2 separate regions of the Homo sapiens genome follow, and region 1 is linked to region 2. A link is a contact called in ENCODE Hi-C data. All regions are on one chromosome and are shown on one strand. The core of a region is the stretch at or near the end of the contact, and the rest is flanking DNA. Distances in the headings are between cores, read along the strand shown. Region 1 overlaps PLEKHA7 (pleckstrin homology domain containing A7). Region 2 holds the start of KCNJ11 (potassium inwardly rectifying channel subfamily J member 11).

Evidence for each region. A loop is a pair of places that touch in the nucleus more often than their neighbours do. Pooled maps may share reads with other maps.
Region 1: a map of CD8-positive, alpha-beta T cell shows a loop between it and region 2 (13-fold over the local background). The contact joins the enhancer-like site here to the promoter of KCNJ11 in region 2. A Hi-C loop is called at or near these places in 3 of 168 maps with a recorded cell type or tissue (CD8-positive, alpha-beta T cell and naive thymus-derived CD4-positive, alpha-beta T cell) and 7 of 50 pooled maps.

What each region holds. Positions count from the first base shown.
Region 1 is chr11:16,813,712-16,817,048 of GRCh38, reverse strand. It overlaps PLEKHA7 (pleckstrin homology domain containing A7), which reads left to right. Exons shown (of 27, transcript NM_001329630.2): 11 at 1-249; 12 at 785-871. Among named protein-coding and RNA genes, the nearest start is that of C11orf58, 77 kb to the right of the region's middle. RefSeq lists an enhancer at 1,491-1,991. Within about 2 kb of position 1,793, at least 11 of the 41 ENCODE cell types and tissues checked have a DNase peak (open chromatin) inside an H3K27ac peak, as active enhancers do.
Region 2 is chr11:17,387,409-17,391,279 of GRCh38, reverse strand. It overlaps KCNJ11 (potassium inwardly rectifying channel subfamily J member 11), which reads left to right and starts at 2,621. Exons shown (of 1, transcript NM_000525.4): 1 at 2,621-3,871. The coding sequence starts at 3,189. RefSeq lists silencers at 1,541-1,640, 1,721-2,230 and an enhancer at 3,439-3,871.

The sequences.
Region 1 (3,337 bases), core at 544-3,043, 570 kb after region 2:
CCCATCTGCCTTGGCTCCCCAGAGTTCACCGACCAGGGCCGGAGCAGGAGCATGCTAGAGGTGCCCCGCTCCATCTCTGTGCCTCCATCTCCCTCGGACATCCCTCCCCCAGGACCCCCAAGGGTCTTCCCACCCCGGCGGCCACACACACCAGCAGAGCGAGTCACAGTGAAGCCACCGGACCAGAGGAGGAGTGTGGACATCTCGCTGGGGGATTCTCCAAGGAGGGCACGGGGCCACGCTGTCAAGGTGAGGCTCGGGAAGCTCTGCCAGGCTGCTGGGTCATCATGAGGGCGCCAGGAGCTTTGCCTGGTTTGAACACAAATTTGAGTAATTTGGGATAATAATGATAGCTAATACTTAGGCAGTACATTTTAATAATAGATGCCAGGCACAGTTCCCAAGGGCTTCGCTTTAAATTCTCACCACAACCCTGTGAGGTAGGTGCTATGTTTATGCCCATTTCAAAGATGAGAACTCTGAGGCGCTGAGAGACAAAGTAACTTGCACAGGGTCACACAACTACAAGTCAGCTTCCTTGCATCTTGAAAGGCAGGAAAAGACATCTGTGTCCAGTCAGTTAAATTATAACAATCCAGCTTAAGTTTTCACTTTCCAAGAGGCTTTCACAGTTTAGTGTTCTAACCCTGAGAGTAAGATGTGTGTGCTCATTTCATAGATGAGAAGTCTGGGGCTCAGAGGGGACATGGCATGGGGCGGCTTCCCTGGGAGTGAGTGGCAGAGGTTTGGGCTCCAGTGTGACTTCTTGTCTCCCCACTTGCAGAACTCATCTCATGTGGACCGACGCTCCATGCCCTCCATGGGTTACATGACCCACACCGTCAGCGCTCCCAGTTTACATGGAAAATCGGTAGGGTGAATGACAAGACATAGCCTGCAAAGCCCTATCTCATCAACATTTTCCTTCCTCTGAGTTAGTACAATGCAGTCCAGAGGGCAGCTATTAACCCCCATATTAGAGATGAGGAAACTGAGGCTCAGAGAAGTTGAATGACTTGCTTAGGGTCACCTGGCTGTCACTGGGTCCCCAGTGAAGGGGAAGAGCGTATCAGGGAAATGTAGGGGAATATTAGGCTTATCTCCTCTTTCAAGATGAATTTTGCCAGAAACATTTTTCAGCTACCCACCTTTTTCCACAGGCAGTGCCTCTCCTTTCTTCCCTGATCTTTGATTAGTTAACTAGTTAACTCAATCTTCAAAGCTCGAGTCTGAGACCAGGTGTGGTTGTTCATACTTGTAATCCTACCACTTTGGGAGGCCGAGGTGGGTGGATCATTTGAGGCCAGGAGTTCAAGACCAGCCTAGCAAACATGGCGAAACCCCGTCTCTACTAAAAATACAAAAACTATCTGGGTGTGGTGGTACACTCCTGTGATCCCAGCTATTCGGAAGGCTGAGATACGAGAACTCAGGAGGTGGAGTTTGCAGTGAGCCGAGATCACGCTGCTGCACTCCAGCCTGGGTGACAAAGCAAGACTGTCTCAAAGCAGAAGAAAAAAAAAGCTTGAGTCTGGGTGAGGTTGCACTGTTGGTTGTTGCTTTCCTGAAAAAAACTTCCTGAAGCCCTTTTACTGCCAGTGCCTTTATTTGTCCTAATGACAGAATTGACACAGTAATTGCTTAACGGTGTCACATCAGTGCTGTCCTGGCACTGACACCGGGGTGAAGAGCGTAATTCTAGCAGTGTGCTCCTGCGGTGCTAACTTCCTTGTGCTGTGTCTACACATCTGCAGCTGGAGGAGCTCTCGTTGCTTCTCACCCGGTTAAGGCGGCACCAGGCCAAGTTGGCCAGTGTGCGAAATTTCGCCATCAGCCAGTTACTGCAGCACCAGCTGACCTTTCCCACCTGCCAGGTCAGCACTGGTGGGCTCCTCTCAGGGCCGGGGGCAGGGAGTGACATGCTGGCTCGCGTTCGCTCGTGCCCATGCTCTGGTCTGTCTGTGCTTTCTGGCTCTCGCGTGTTCGCTGCCTGTTTGCTTCTGGATGCTACTGCCAGACACTCTGTGGTGGTGGAAGCTGAGCCTACCCTTCTGGCACTGGGGAGGGGGGCTGCATGTGGTGTAGGGGCCCTAAACTGTCGCTTCTCTGGCTGTAAGTAGTGACTGCCAGGCTGGTGTATGGTCATGTTCAAAGGGCTGTGCTGGCTGACAGCCTTGTTGCCCCCGTGGCCACTGCTTGGGATGTGGAAAGGCACATATGCGTCAGCCTGGAGGGAGATGCAGGGCGCCCTCTCTTATCTGGATGGTGCCCTGCTGCCTCACAGAGTGTCTTCTCATCTCATATCTTGCTGAACCTCACAGTAAGCTGGAAGAGGTTAGGTAGGAGAGGAGTAAGGATCACACACAAGGCAAGTGGAACCAGAAGGGGAAGTGACTTGCTCAGGATCCCTCAGCTAGAAGCATGCAGGCTGCAGCCAAAATCCAAGGCCTGCATGACACAATGTTCTAAACTGTTGCAAGAACGTTGGGCTTTGCAGGCAAGCTTCTCAAGGACTGGCTAGGGGGCTGCCCTCCCGGGTATCTTGAGCAGAAGGATTAAAGAAAAGGATCCCTCCCTGGGGTTGTCCTCAGGCAAAAATAGGTTCAGCCAACGAGGCTGGTCCTCCAGGCTGTACAGAGGTAGGCAGGGGACAGATGAGGAAGGTGACAGGACTGTTACCTTCCTTCCTTGTTCTGTTTTAGTGAGTTTTGAGAGATTTAGGAAATGTATTCAGAAAAATGAATGTCAGTGAAAAACTATCATCAGTTGTGAATCTAAGTGATCTTGAATAACCTTCTTCTGTTCTGTCTTACTCCTATGGCAAGTGTGTAGGGACTGAGCTGTTTGGGAAGTATAGATGGGTAAGAAGTTAGTTTAGGGACACAAGACCTTGCAAGCCACTAGTGCCCCTGACAGTTGTCCTTCAGGCATTCCCATGCATAAGAGCCCTGCCTCAACTCTTCGTGTGGTTTGTCTGTGTGACTGTCTTACCTCAGAGCTGTAAGCAAAGGCCACCTGCCTCGGCCCTAGCTTGCTTGGCTGTGACCCTCTTAGTCTGCTGAGAAGATGGTGCCTGGATTATTTTTCTTTCACAGCTTTCACAGCTCCTCTGCCTCACAGTTAGCTTCTGTGATCTGCTACACGGGAAAGCATGAGTTTTGGGAAATCAAAGAGTCTTTTTCTTATTTTCACTGTTTCTGGTAATTATACTGAAGAACTTGATAGATTGTCAGAGATGCCACAAGCAGATAGGTCTGACCTTGCACCTGCCTCAGGTAGCTCCTGACATGGCTACATTGGCTCCATGGTGAGCAAAAAGAACCAAACTTGCAGGAAA
Region 2 (3,871 bases), core at 1,372-3,871:
ATTACAGCAGTGGGGAGGGCATCATATCAGAGAGCCCTGAATGCCAGAGCAAGGAGTGTGGGCTATGCCCATGGACAAAAAGGGAGAAGGGTTTTGAGCAAGAAAGCGACTTGACAAGTTCAGTATTTGGTGGAGATGACTATAAGCAAGTGCAGGATGGAGCAAAAGGGGAGGCTGAGCCTTTCAGGTGGGAGACTCAGCCTCTCAGAAGGGTGAGCAGCAGGGAGGGAGGTAAGGCCTCAAGGCTGCACCAGGAGGCAGAACCCAGCCTTTCCAGCTCTGAGATTTCCCCAGGGGCCCAGCAGCTTCCTCCACTGTGAGATCTCCCAAGAGCAGAGCCGGGGAACTGAAAGAGGACTCCACAAGCCTACCACTGCTCCAAAGCCACCCCACCTCAACAGATTGAAGGGAAGTAGCAGGGGCAGGGCTGGGCCCACAGTGAGGTGTTGCAGGGATGCCCAAGGTCATCCTGGCCCAAAATCCCTGTATAACATCCCTCATGGCCCACCGACTTGATTTGGGTACCCCACAGATGTGGCTCATCTCTGGTTATTGTTATTAGAACTGACTCTTGCATATGTGAAACCAAAGCCTGCCTCTGTTCCACTTAGTGTCCTGGTTCTACCCTTTGGGCCACAAAAAACTACTAGTTCATCCTCCTTCAAGGCCAGGTGTTTCTGCAATAGTGCCCAAATCCCTGGGGGACTTTCCTTTTCTGATGGCTGGACAGTTGTAGTTGCCTCAGAGATTTCCCCATGTAACCCTGTCTCCTTGAGCTTCCCACTCTGCTCATCTCATTTTACCCTCCCCTTCCTAGACACTGCATCTTTGTTAATATAGCCCATGATCACACCCATCCTTTGTAGCGGTGTTCGCTCTGCCTGCAGGTGGGTAGGGAGAGAAAGGAAAATCCAATATAAAATGCATATCTTGCCCCCACTGTGGCCCACAGCCACACTGCCTTTTCCAGACCCTGTCTCAAGCCCCCACTCCAACAAAATGGCCGCAGATGGTCAGGGGTTCTTCCATAAGGATCTGAGCCACAGACAGCGGTAAAGCCGTTACTGTTCCAACAACAGAGATCTAGCAGGCTTTCCCTCCCAGCTGAGAACCCGGGTCCATGCCACAGGGCAGCCTCAGGCTGATGCCTGAACAGAAACACCACCATGCCGGGACCAAGAGCCTGGGTCCCCCAGTGCCCGAGGCAGCCCTAACACACTGTTCAGGCCTAAATACCACCCATGACCTAACGTGGAAGAAGTCAGGTGACAGGTGTGAGAAAGTGTAAAGCAAGTGGCCTCGGCTCAAACCTTCTTTAAAGTAGGGCCGGAATGGCTGAGAAGATGGAGCCGCCCAGGCTGCCCCACAGCAGTAGCAGGTGTTAAACTGTGCTCCTTTCCTGCCGAGGCCTTTTTTTTTTTTTTTTTTTTTTTTTTTTTTAATGAGAGGGAGTCTGAGCTTCCATCAGATTGTCAAAGGATTCAAGACTAAGATTAAGAGCATCCCCCAAAGAGAAGCAGCTGCAGGTTGAGAAGTCCTCGGACCGCCTAATTTCCGCCAGCCCTGGGATTGGTGGCGCCGCCTCTCAGCGCCTCCTTTCCCGGGGAACCTGCAAACCTGGCGCGGCCGAGAGGCGGATTACTGACCCAAATACGGATGGGGATATTGGGGGAGGGGAGCCAGGGCGACAGGGCGGCGGCCCCAGACTGGGAGGGCGGGTCACAGATCCCTCCCAGCCCCCCACTTTCGTAGAGCGTGGGCAGGAGGAACCTCTGGGTTCCGCGGATCAGAAAAACTCCAAAGGCCGGGTTGTGAGTCCCGGGAGGGGAGGTGGAGGGCGGGGGCGGGGAGGGGCGCGGGAGGGGCGGGGGCTTGCTCCGGCCCCGCCCCCTGCGCTCCGGTGCAGGTCGGGCTCCCCCTGGCGGTCCCCGGCCCCGTTCCTCTCCTCGTGCGCCCCCCTCCCGCCGTCCTAGACCCCTGCCTAGCCCAGGTCGGTCTCCGCGGACCCACGGACGGACAGACAGACGGGAGGACGGCCAGCCGCGAGCGCCCGGGCGGCGGGAGGGGGCGGGGAGGCGACGGCCGTGGCGTGAGGAGCAGGAGCAGGTGCAGCGGCGGCGGCGGGCGGGGCCGGGACCCGGCGCGGAGCGGGAGCCGCGGCGCGGGCGGGCGGCAGGGACCGGGAGGCCGCGACTCGGAGTCAGCCCCGCCGGGTCGCGCGCAGGTCCGGGGAGCCGCGGTTGAGCCGGGTGGGGTGGTGACTCCAGAGAACGCAGGATCCCAAGGAGACAGAGAGGACGAGAGCTGGAGGGGGATCCGGAAAGCGGCGGGGGCGCTCCGGGAGGGGTGGAGTAGGACATAGGGGGCGCACCTGGAGGAGAGACGGGGCGGGGGTGGCCAGGACCTGAGCTGGAGCCTGGGAGCCCGAAGGCCAGACAGGTGAGGCGGGAGACCCGGAGGTGGGGGTGAGGTCCGGTTAGTGGGAGAGATCCGGAGGTGTTAAGTTCTGAGCTGGGCTGGGAAGGCAGGCTGGGCGGGGAGAAGGGCTCTTAGCGGGAGGCCCAGGGGTGGTCAGCTGGTGGGGGAAGCTGGGGGAGGACGCAGGGCCAGGTGGAGAGCCGGCAGGGTTGGGGGCTCCCTAGGCGCCAGGCAGGTGGGCTCAAGGGTGAGGCTGTTTTTTTTGTTTTGTTTTTTGTTTTTGAGACGGAGTCTCGCTCTGTCGCCCAGGCTGGAGTGCAGTGGCGTGATCTTGGCTCACTGCAACCTCCGCCTCTCGGGTTCAAGCGATTCTCCTGCCTCAGCTTCCTGAGTAGCTGGGATTACAGGTGCGCACCACCATGCCCGGCTAACTTTTGTATTTTTAGTAGAGATGGGGTTTCACCATGTTGGTCAGGCTGGTCTCGAACTCCTGACCTAGTGATCTGCCCTCCTCAGCCTCCCAACGTACTGGGATTACAGGCGTGAGCCACCGCGCCCGGCCTGAGGCTGGTATTAAGAAGTGAAGTGGGACCCAGGTGGAGGTAAGGAAGAGTCTGGTGGGGAGTTATCTCAGAAGTGAGGCCAGCACAGGCTGAGTGCAGCCCCAGGGTGAGAAGGTGCCCACCGAGAGGACTCTGCAGTGAGGCCCTAGGCCACGTCCGAGGGGTGCCTCCGATGGGGGAAGCCCCTCCCTGGGGGTCACCGGAGCCATGCTGTCCCGCAAGGGCATCATCCCCGAGGAATACGTGCTGACACGCCTGGCAGAGGACCCTGCCAAGCCCAGGTACCGTGCCCGCCAGCGGAGGGCCCGCTTTGTGTCCAAGAAAGGCAACTGCAACGTGGCCCACAAGAACATCCGGGAGCAGGGCCGCTTCCTGCAGGACGTGTTCACCACGCTGGTGGACCTCAAGTGGCCACACACATTGCTCATCTTCACCATGTCCTTCCTGTGCAGCTGGCTGCTCTTCGCCATGGCCTGGTGGCTCATCGCCTTCGCCCACGGTGACCTGGCCCCCAGCGAGGGCACTGCTGAGCCCTGTGTCACCAGCATCCACTCCTTCTCGTCTGCCTTCCTTTTCTCCATTGAGGTCCAAGTGACTATTGGCTTTGGGGGGCGCATGGTGACTGAGGAGTGCCCACTGGCCATCCTGATCCTCATCGTGCAGAACATCGTGGGGCTCATGATCAACGCCATCATGCTTGGCTGCATCTTCATGAAGACTGCCCAAGCCCACCGCAGGGCTGAGACCCTCATCTTCAGCAAGCATGCGGTGATCGCCCTGCGCCACGGCCGCCTCTGCTTCATGCTACGTGTGGGTGACCTCCGCAAGAGCATGATCATCAGCGCCACCATCCACATGCAGGTGGTACGCAAGACCACCAGCCCCGAGGG